Linked DNA regions of Homo sapiens: region 2 is linked to region 1. The links are chromatin contacts, found by Hi-C or POLR2A ChIA-PET in ENCODE. All regions are on one chromosome and are shown on one strand. The core of a region is the stretch at or near the end of the contact, and the rest is flanking DNA. Distances in the headings are between cores, read along the strand shown. Region 1 overlaps LOC101929380 (a long non-coding RNA gene). Region 2 overlaps RASA1 (RAS p21 protein activator 1).

The links. A loop is a pair of places that touch in the nucleus more often than their neighbours do. ChIA-PET counts read pairs that join two places held with the same protein, here RNA polymerase II (POLR2A).
Region 2: a loop to region 1 is called in a map of heart right ventricle, with 13 times the contacts of the local background. The contact joins two enhancer-like sites. A Hi-C loop is called at or near these places in 1 of 168 maps with a recorded cell type or tissue (heart right ventricle). POLR2A ChIA-PET finds 5 or more read pairs at or near these places in 3 of 52 experiments (CD4-positive, alpha-beta T cell, RWPE1 and naive thymus-derived CD8-positive, alpha-beta T cell).

Annotation. Positions count from the first base shown.
Region 1 is chr5:87,209,470-87,213,788 of GRCh38, forward strand. All of the region lies in intron 2 of LOC101929380 (a long non-coding RNA gene), which reads left to right. Among named protein-coding and RNA genes, the nearest start is that of LINC01949, 28 kb to the right of the region's middle. Within about 2 kb of position 1,467, at least 2 of the 41 ENCODE cell types and tissues checked have a DNase peak (open chromatin) inside an H3K27ac peak, as active enhancers do.
Region 2 is chr5:87,279,841-87,284,149 of GRCh38, forward strand. All of the region lies in intron 1 of RASA1 (RAS p21 protein activator 1), which reads left to right. Among named protein-coding and RNA genes, the nearest start is that of RASA1, 14 kb to the left of the region's middle. Within about 2 kb of position 2,636, at least 3 of the 41 ENCODE cell types and tissues checked have a DNase peak (open chromatin) inside an H3K27ac peak, as active enhancers do.

The sequences.
Region 1 (4,319 bases), core at 217-2,716:
TGAAATTATATTAGGAGCCTTAAAAGTAATTAGGTCCCAGTGTAAGAAAATGGATAATGAAGGTATTCCTATGTGGTTGATTTATTTTATAAGTAGATTTGTAATCTTTATAAAGCCATTACTAATTGTTCCACTTGCATAACATATAATTAAAAGGAAGGTTTATGGTTCCAACACTATTACAGTAGCAGAGAAAAATGTCCTACCATAAGGCTAAGAACTAGGAATTGGCTTTGATTTGAACAATGATAATTATTACAGCCAACATCTACAAATAATACAGGCTATACTTATAGCTTACTGTTACTTACATGAATTATTACAACGAACATTTTTTAAACATTGACATTGCCAAGCATCATGCATTTCATATAAATCAACTTTAATCTTTACACTAAGCACCCCCTACAGGGAAGTATTATTTTCCTATTTTACTAATGAGAAAACTGAGACTAAGGGAGGTGAAGTGACCTGACCAAGACGGTATTTAGGATGTGCATTTTGAATCTCTGTATCATTTGTCCCCCAAAACGCCAAACTTACTAATTTCTATTCAGCCTCCCAGGCTCACAGAACCAAGCCCAGAAGTCAGAGTATAAGGTCTGTAGCACAGTATATAATTCAGCTAACTGGAGCAAATAAATGACTTGAATTTTAAAAAAAAAAATTAGGATCTGAGCTAGATAGAGGTTAGCTCTTTTCTTGGCTTTCTACTTTAACTTTGCTTCACATTCATCCAAAAGAGAAATGGGACTGAAAGCACAGATAATCATAACTAAGCCCTTAGTCATTGTTATTTTATTATTAATGTACTTGGAGGAAAATAAACTTCCTAACCTTCTCTTGAATTCTCTGAGTTAGCCAAACAATCCCAGATAATCCTTTTCTATGACCAATGGGCTAAAATTTAAAAAAAAAGAAAATAATTATAATAGCAACTATAAACCAGATTTAAACCCATCGTAACTGAGTATAACAAGTCTCCCAAATTCCACTTTTCCTCATACCTACCTTAGCACACTTGCTTTGCTAGTCCAGCTATAATTGAAGAACAATTAACGTTAGCATCACATAATATATAAAAGGGAAAGAGACTACTTTTTCCACAGCCAGTGCCTTTTGGAGGTGATCCTCATACAAATTGTGTATTTTGGGTGATTTATACTTGCAATATTTTTCTTAAATATAAATAAAAGCACTCATATAGACAAATAAGCAGAAATAGTTCTCATTGAATTTTCATATTCTAGATTTTTTTAATTAAATGGTGATGAAAGGCTGGTATTTAGATTTGGCAAACAGACACCTAAAGGAAATTTTAAAATTTGGCAGCAGACTGCCATGGTATTCATTTATGATAGTAATTTTGAAATCGACAGGCCTTATTCTGTAGACAGCCTTTGATAGAGCTGTTTCAAAATGAGTGAGATTTATTTAAATCATTTCCTCCACCTCAAGAACTTGAGCTTGACAGACATGGACTAAACTAATCTAACCTGTTTTTCAATATCTGGATCTACTGGGAAGCCAGCCAACCAAGAAGAAATAAAAACTCTCTAATGTGGTAGAAACAAAATCACATATAGCATAGCTAGATGAAAAAAAAAATGTAGTTGGGAAACCCACATTGATCTCAGTCGAAAGTGGACTGAATTTGTATGAATACCTGTACCAAAAATCAATCTTTGACTAAAAATGTAGAAGAGAAAAGTACAGTTAAATATGTGAATGGAAAATGGGCTTACTTTACATTGTATAGTGAGTCTTTCAGAGGCACAACCTGACTGAATGCCAAAATTATCAGGGGGAATTTCTGGCAAATATTTTGCCATCCCATACCTGGAGGCTGTGATGGGACTGCCTCAGGATTAGGCTTGGAACATAGAGGATTCCTTTAAAAACAAAACTAAACAAAAAAACATGGAGGTATGGGGGCAGAAATAGTCCCAATAGTGCCAGTTCACCAATATAGGTGCACTCTGATTAGAAAGAACAGTAAGAAAGACAGAAGTTAGACCCACCCTAGAAACCTCAGATTGGGATGACTGTTGGGGCCTCAGAGTTCTCTGGGTAGACTGGAGAATCAAGCAGAAATTGGCTACTTAGAAGAGACCAAGGAGAAGGAAAAGTCATAAAAAGAGAGAGGGAATACACAAATAATAAATTTAGCTGACTTGATCACTGTGCCTCTGGAGAGACTCACCTGAAAATCAAAGGCACAAAATCTAATTGGCCTGAAGACATATTTCCAGCCAGTAAAATTTATCTTAATCTTACCCTCACCTTCATCTTTATTAACATTATAATTATATTCTGCAGTTTATTCCTAAAAAATATCTTAGAGATTATCTAGCTCAAACTGTTCAATTAGAGGATATGAAAACTGAAACCAGAATCATTTAGTGATGGGCCCAAGGTTAGCTAATAAGTTAGTTGCCAGAATCTCCTTCAGACAACTAGGTCAAGTTTCTTATTATTCTATGCCAATGTTTGCCAATCCTCAGTCATTTCTGTCTCCTCTTCACTTTTTGCCTCGTCTTAGTATCACCAATACTATCATCTTTTTCTGAAATTGATTCAGTTTTTACTTAATACATTTACATAAAGAAAAATAATTTTTATTATACTTTAAATTCTGGGATACATGTGCAGAACATGCAGGTTTGTTACATAGGTATACATGTGCCATGGTGGTTTGCTGCACCTGTCAACCATCTACATTAGGTATTTCTCTGAATGCTATCCCTCCCTTTGCCCCCACCCAGCAACAGGCCCTGGTGTGTGATCTTCCCCTCCCTGTGTCCATGTGTTCTCATTGTTCAACTCCCACTTATAAGTGAGAACATGCAGCGTTTGGTTTTCTGTTCCTGTGTTAGTTTGCTGAGAGTGATGGTTTCCAACTTCATCCATGTCCCTGCAAAGGACAAGAACTCATCCTTTTTTATGGCTGCATAGTATTCCATGGTGTATATGTGCCACATTTTCTTTATCCAGTTTATCATTGATAAACTGGTTGGTTTCAAGTCTTTGTTATTGCAAATAGTGCTGTAATAAACATACGTGTGCATGTGTCTTTATAGTAGAATTATTTATAATCCTTTGGGTATATACCCAGTAATGGGATTGCTGGGTCAAATGGTATTTCTGGTTCTAGATCTTTGAGGAATCGCCACACTGTCTTCCACAATGGTTGAACTAATTTACACTCCCACCAAAAGAGTAAAAGCATTCCTGTTTCTCCACATCCTCTCCAGCATCTGTTGTTTCCTGACTTTTTAATGATTGCCATCTAACTGGCGTGAGATGGTATCTCATTGTGGTTTTTGATTTGCATTTCTCTAATAACCAGTGTTGATAAGGTGTTTTTTCATATATTTGTTGGCCACATAAATGTCTTCTTTTGAGAAGTGTCTGTTCATATCCTTCACTCATGTTTTGATGGGGTTGTTTTTCTTCTTGTAAATGTGTTTAAGTTCCTTGTAGATTCTGGATATTAGCCCTTTGTCAGCTGGATAGAAAATTCTCTTCCATTCTGTAGGTTTCCTGTTCACTCTGATGATAGTTTCTTTTGCTGTGCAGAAGCTCTTTAGTTTAATTAGATCCCTTTTGTCACTACTGGCTTTTGTTGCCATTGCTTTTGGCATTTTAGTCATGAAGTCTTTGCCCATGCCTATGTCCTGAATGGCATTGCCTAGGTTTTCTTCTAGGTTTTTATAGTTTTAGGTCTTAAATTTAAGTCTTTAATCCATCTTGAGTTAATTTTTGTATAAGTTGTAAGAAAGGGGTCCAGTTTCAGTTTTCTGCATATGGCTAGCCAGTTTTCCCAACACCATTTATTAAATAGGGAATCCTTTCCCCATTTCTTGTTTTTGTCAGATTTATCAAAGATCAGATGGTTGTGGATGTGCAGCATTATTTCTGATGCATCTGTTCTGTTCCATTGGTCTATATATCTGTTTTGGTACCAGTACCATGCTGTTTTGGTTACTGTAGCCTTGTGGTATAGTTTGAAGTCAGGTAGCATGATGCCTCCAGTTTTGTTCCTTTTGCTTAGGATTGTCTTGGCTATTTGGACTCTTTTTTGGTTCCATATGAAATTTAAAGTAGTTTTTTCTAATTCTGTGAGGAATGTCAATCATGGCTTGATGGGGATAGCATTGAATCTATAAATAACTTTGGGCAGTATGGCCATTTTCATGATATTGATTTTTCCTATCCATGAGCATGGAATGTTTTTCCATTTGTTTGTGTACTCTCTTATTTCCTTGAGCAGTTGTTTGTAGTTCTTCACATCCCTTGTGAGTTGTATTCCTGGGTAT
Region 2 (4,309 bases), core at 1,386-3,885, 72 kb after region 1:
AGTCAAAATCCCACAATAGGTCATCTGCAAGCTAGCCAATGAAAAAAGCTGGTACCACATCCAAGTTGGAAAGCCTCAAAGCCAGGAAAGCTGACAGTCTGAGGCCAAAGGCCTGAGACCCCCAGGGAGGCTGCTAGCCTGAGTCCTGGAGTCCAGAGACCAAAGAACCTGGAGTTTGATGCCTGAGGGCAAAAGCAAAATATCCCTCACTAGAAGGGGATGGGGAACTCAGCACGCTGGCTCTGTTTCTCTTACTGCCTGCTTTGTTCTGGCAGCCGACTGCATTGGATGGTGCCCACCCAGAGTGGGTCTTACTCTCCTCATTCACTGACTCACATGCCAGTCTCTTCTGTAAACACCCTCACAGACACACCCAGAAACAATGCTTCACCAGCCATCAAGGCATCCCTCAGTCCAGTCAAGCTGACACCTAATATTAACCATCACAGTAATGATGTTGGAAAATCTTTTTCTTTCTTTCTTTTTTTTTTTGACAGTGTCTTGCTCTGTTGCCTAGGCTGGAATGCAGTGGCACAATAATGGCTCATTACAACTTCCACCTTCCAGGTTCAAGCGATTTTCCTGCCTCAGCCTCCCAAGTAGCTAGAATTACAGGCACCTGCCACCACGCCTGGCTAATTCTTGTATTTTTAGTAGAGACAGGGTTTCACCATGTTGGCCAGGCCGGTCCTGAACTCCTGACCTCAAGTGATCCACCTGCCTCAGCCTCCCAAAATGCTGGGATTACAAGCGTGAGCCACCTCGCCCAGCTTGAAAAATCTTTTCATGTGCTTTTTCCATCTGTATACCTTCTTTGGTGAAATGTCTGTGTCTTTGGCCCATTTTCAAATTGGATTTTTTTAAATTGTTGAGTTTCAAGAGGTTCAACCCATATTGTAACATGTGTCAGAATTTTCTTTCTTTCTTTTTTTTTGAGACAGAGTCTCACTCTGTCGCCCAGGCTGGAGTATGGTGGTCCGATCTCGGCTGACTGCAAAGTCCACCTCCCCAGTTCATGCCATTCTCCTGCCTCAGCATCCCGAGTAGCTGGACTACCGGCGCCTGCCACCACGCCTGGCTAATTTCTTTTTTTTTTTTTGAGGCTGAATAATGTTCCATTGCATGTATATATCACCTTTTGTTTACCCAGTTATCCACTGAACATTTGGGTTGCTTGCATCTTTTGGCTATGGTTCCCAGTGTGCACATGGTATATAAATATCTGTTCCAGTGCCTGCTTTCATTTTGGGTATATACCCAGGCATGGAATTGCTGAATCATATGGTAATTCTGTTTTTAATTTTTTAAGGAATCATCATACTGTTTTCCACAGTGACCACACCATTTTATAGTCCCAGCAGCAATGCACAAGGGTTAGAATTTCTCTGCATCCTTGCCAACACTTTTTTTTTTTTTTTTGAGACGGAGTTTCGCTCTTGTTGCCCAGGCTGAAGTGCAATGGCGTGATCTCGTCTCACTGCAATCTCGTCTCACTGCAATCTCGTCTTACTGCAATCTCCGCCTCCTGAGTTCAAGTGATTATCCTGCCTCAGCTTCCCGAGTGCCAACACTTTTTATTTTCTATTTTCTTAATAATAGCTATCCTAGTGGGTGTGAAGTAGTAACTGGTTTTGATTTGCATTTTCCTAAGATTAGTGCTGTTGAGCATCTTTTCATGTGCTTATTGGCCATTTATATATATATCTTTTTTTTGAAGAAATGTCTGTTGCCCATTTTTGTTTTTGTTTTTGTTTTTTTGAGACGGAGGCTTGTTCTGTTGCCCAGGCTGGAGTGCAGTGACACGATCTCGGCTCACTGCAACCTCCGCCTCCTGGGTTTAAGCGATCCTCCTGTTTCAACCTCCCAGCTAGCTGGGATTACAGGCGCATGCCACCACGCCCGGCAAATTTTTGTGTTTTTAGTAGAGATGGGGTTTCACCATGTTGGCCAGGATGGTCTTGAACTCCTGACCTCAAGTAATCCACCAGTCTCAGCCTCCCAAAGTGCTGGGATTACAGGTGTGAGCCACCGCCCCCAGCCTATTGCCTATTTTCGAGTTGAGTTTTTTTGTTTTCGTAGGAGTTCTTTATATGTTCTTGATATTAATCCCCCATCAGCTATATGATTAGCAAATATTTTTGCCCATTCCACAGGCTACTTTTTAGTTTTGTTGATAGTGTCTTTTGATGCATTTAATTTAATTTTGATGAATTCCAGCTTACTTGTTTTTTTCTTTTGTTGCCTATAAGTTTTATTTCAGTCATCAACTATGATTTGAAAACCTCTGGAGTAGAAGGATAGTCTGTTGTTTTTATCTACATTTCTGCTTTTCTTATTGTTTTTTCTTCTTTCTTGGTGTTTCAAGATTCCTTCTTTTATTGAAGAATTTCCTTATTCTTTAAAGGTATGTCTGCTAGTAACAATTTATTCGTTTTCCTTTTGCCTGTAAATGTCATTATTTCACCATTATTCCTGAAAGATAGTTTCACCACAAATAAGATTTATGGTTGACAATTCTTTTCTTTCAGAAGTTGAAAAATTTTGTGCCACTTTTCTTCTGTCCTTTGTGGTTTCAGATGATAAATCTCTTGCCACTTGAATTGGTGTTCCCCTATAAGGTAATGTGTCTTTTCTCTGTAATTGCTTTCAAAATCTTTATCTTTGTTTTCAGAAGTTTAGTGATATGTCAGGGTTTCTGTGGGTTTACCTGTTTGAGATTTGATCACTTCCTGGATCTGTAGGTTTATGTTTTTCTCCAAATACGGATGTTTTCAGCCATTATTTTTGAATACCCTTTCAATTCCATGCTCTTTTCTTTGGGACTCCAGTGATACGGAGTTAGATCTTACGTTACTGTCTTACAGATCCTCAAGACTTTTAACTTCTTTTTAGTCATTTTTCTTCCTGTTGTTCAGATGGGGTAAATTCTATTGATCTGTTGGTCCTCAAGTTCACAGATTCTGTCTTCTGTCATCTGCTATTGAGCCCATTAAGTTGAAAAAAATAATTTTTAAATTGACAAAAATTGTGTATGTGTGTTGTGTACAACAGATATTTTGATATATGTATACATTGTGGAATGACTAAACTGAGCTAATTAACCTGCGTTACCTTACGTACTCAGCATTTTTTTTGTGTGTGCTGAAAACACAATCGTAGCAATTTAAAGTATGCAGTAAATTATTATTATAAACTATGGACACCATGTTTGTACCATAGATCTCTTGAACTTATTCCTCTTAACTGAAATTTATCTCCTTTGATCAACATTTCCTCACCTATCTAGTAAGTTTTGTTTTTTTTTTGTGTTTTTTTTTTTTTTGGTTGTTATTGTAGCTTGTTTTATCATCATTTGGTTGGTTTTACAACCTTTTTCTTAGCTGAAATTTTCTATTTTTTAAATCTGTTTTAAAAGAATTTGTAATTGATTGTTGAAGTGTTTTTAATGATAGCTGATTGAAAATTAAAAACCTTTCCAACATCTAATACACATCAACATTAACATGTTTATTTTCTTTTTCTCATCCAAGTTGTGACTTTCTTGGTTCTTGGTATGATGGGTGAGTTTTGATTGTATGTTGGGCATTTTGGCTTCTAGATAATTTTTAAATAATCACTTTTCCCCTAAATATGATTAATATATGTTTACTATAGAAAATTTGGAGACTATTAGAAAATATGAAGAAAAACCAATCCTTACTTTTACTACCAAAGGTAATAATCACTGTTAAGTTTTTGTATATTATATATATCTAAAATACATCTGTATATATCCCTATCCCCCTAAATATAATTATAGCTAACATTTTCACATATGAGAACATTGAGATGTGGAGGGTTTTAGGTAACTTTCCCAAGTCACAGAGCCTACCAAGTGATACAAACCCAAGCTTTTGACCCCTAAGTCTATTTAACTACTATGCTACATTCCCACTTCTGTTTTTCTTCCTGGATGCTTCAGAAAAATTGTTTCAGTAGGAGAATGAAGTTCTTTGAGGAGGAATTAGGGTGTTATAGCCATCTTAAGGGACTTAATACAGTGTTTATTTTGGGTAGTTCAGTATTTATGGATATTCATGTACTTGCATGCATTCTGGAGGTTATCTCAGGCAATAGAGAAATGAGCTTTGATACTTCTGTGTATGCATTTATTTAGAGATATTTGTATCAACAAATACCTCCTTAAGGTTGAAGGCCTTTTCTTTTTGACAGATTTTTAAATCTTCTTTCAAGACAAATGCAGAAATATGAAACAACATATAACGAAACCCAATTTTTTTCTTATCAGTGTTACAATGAAATGATGTTA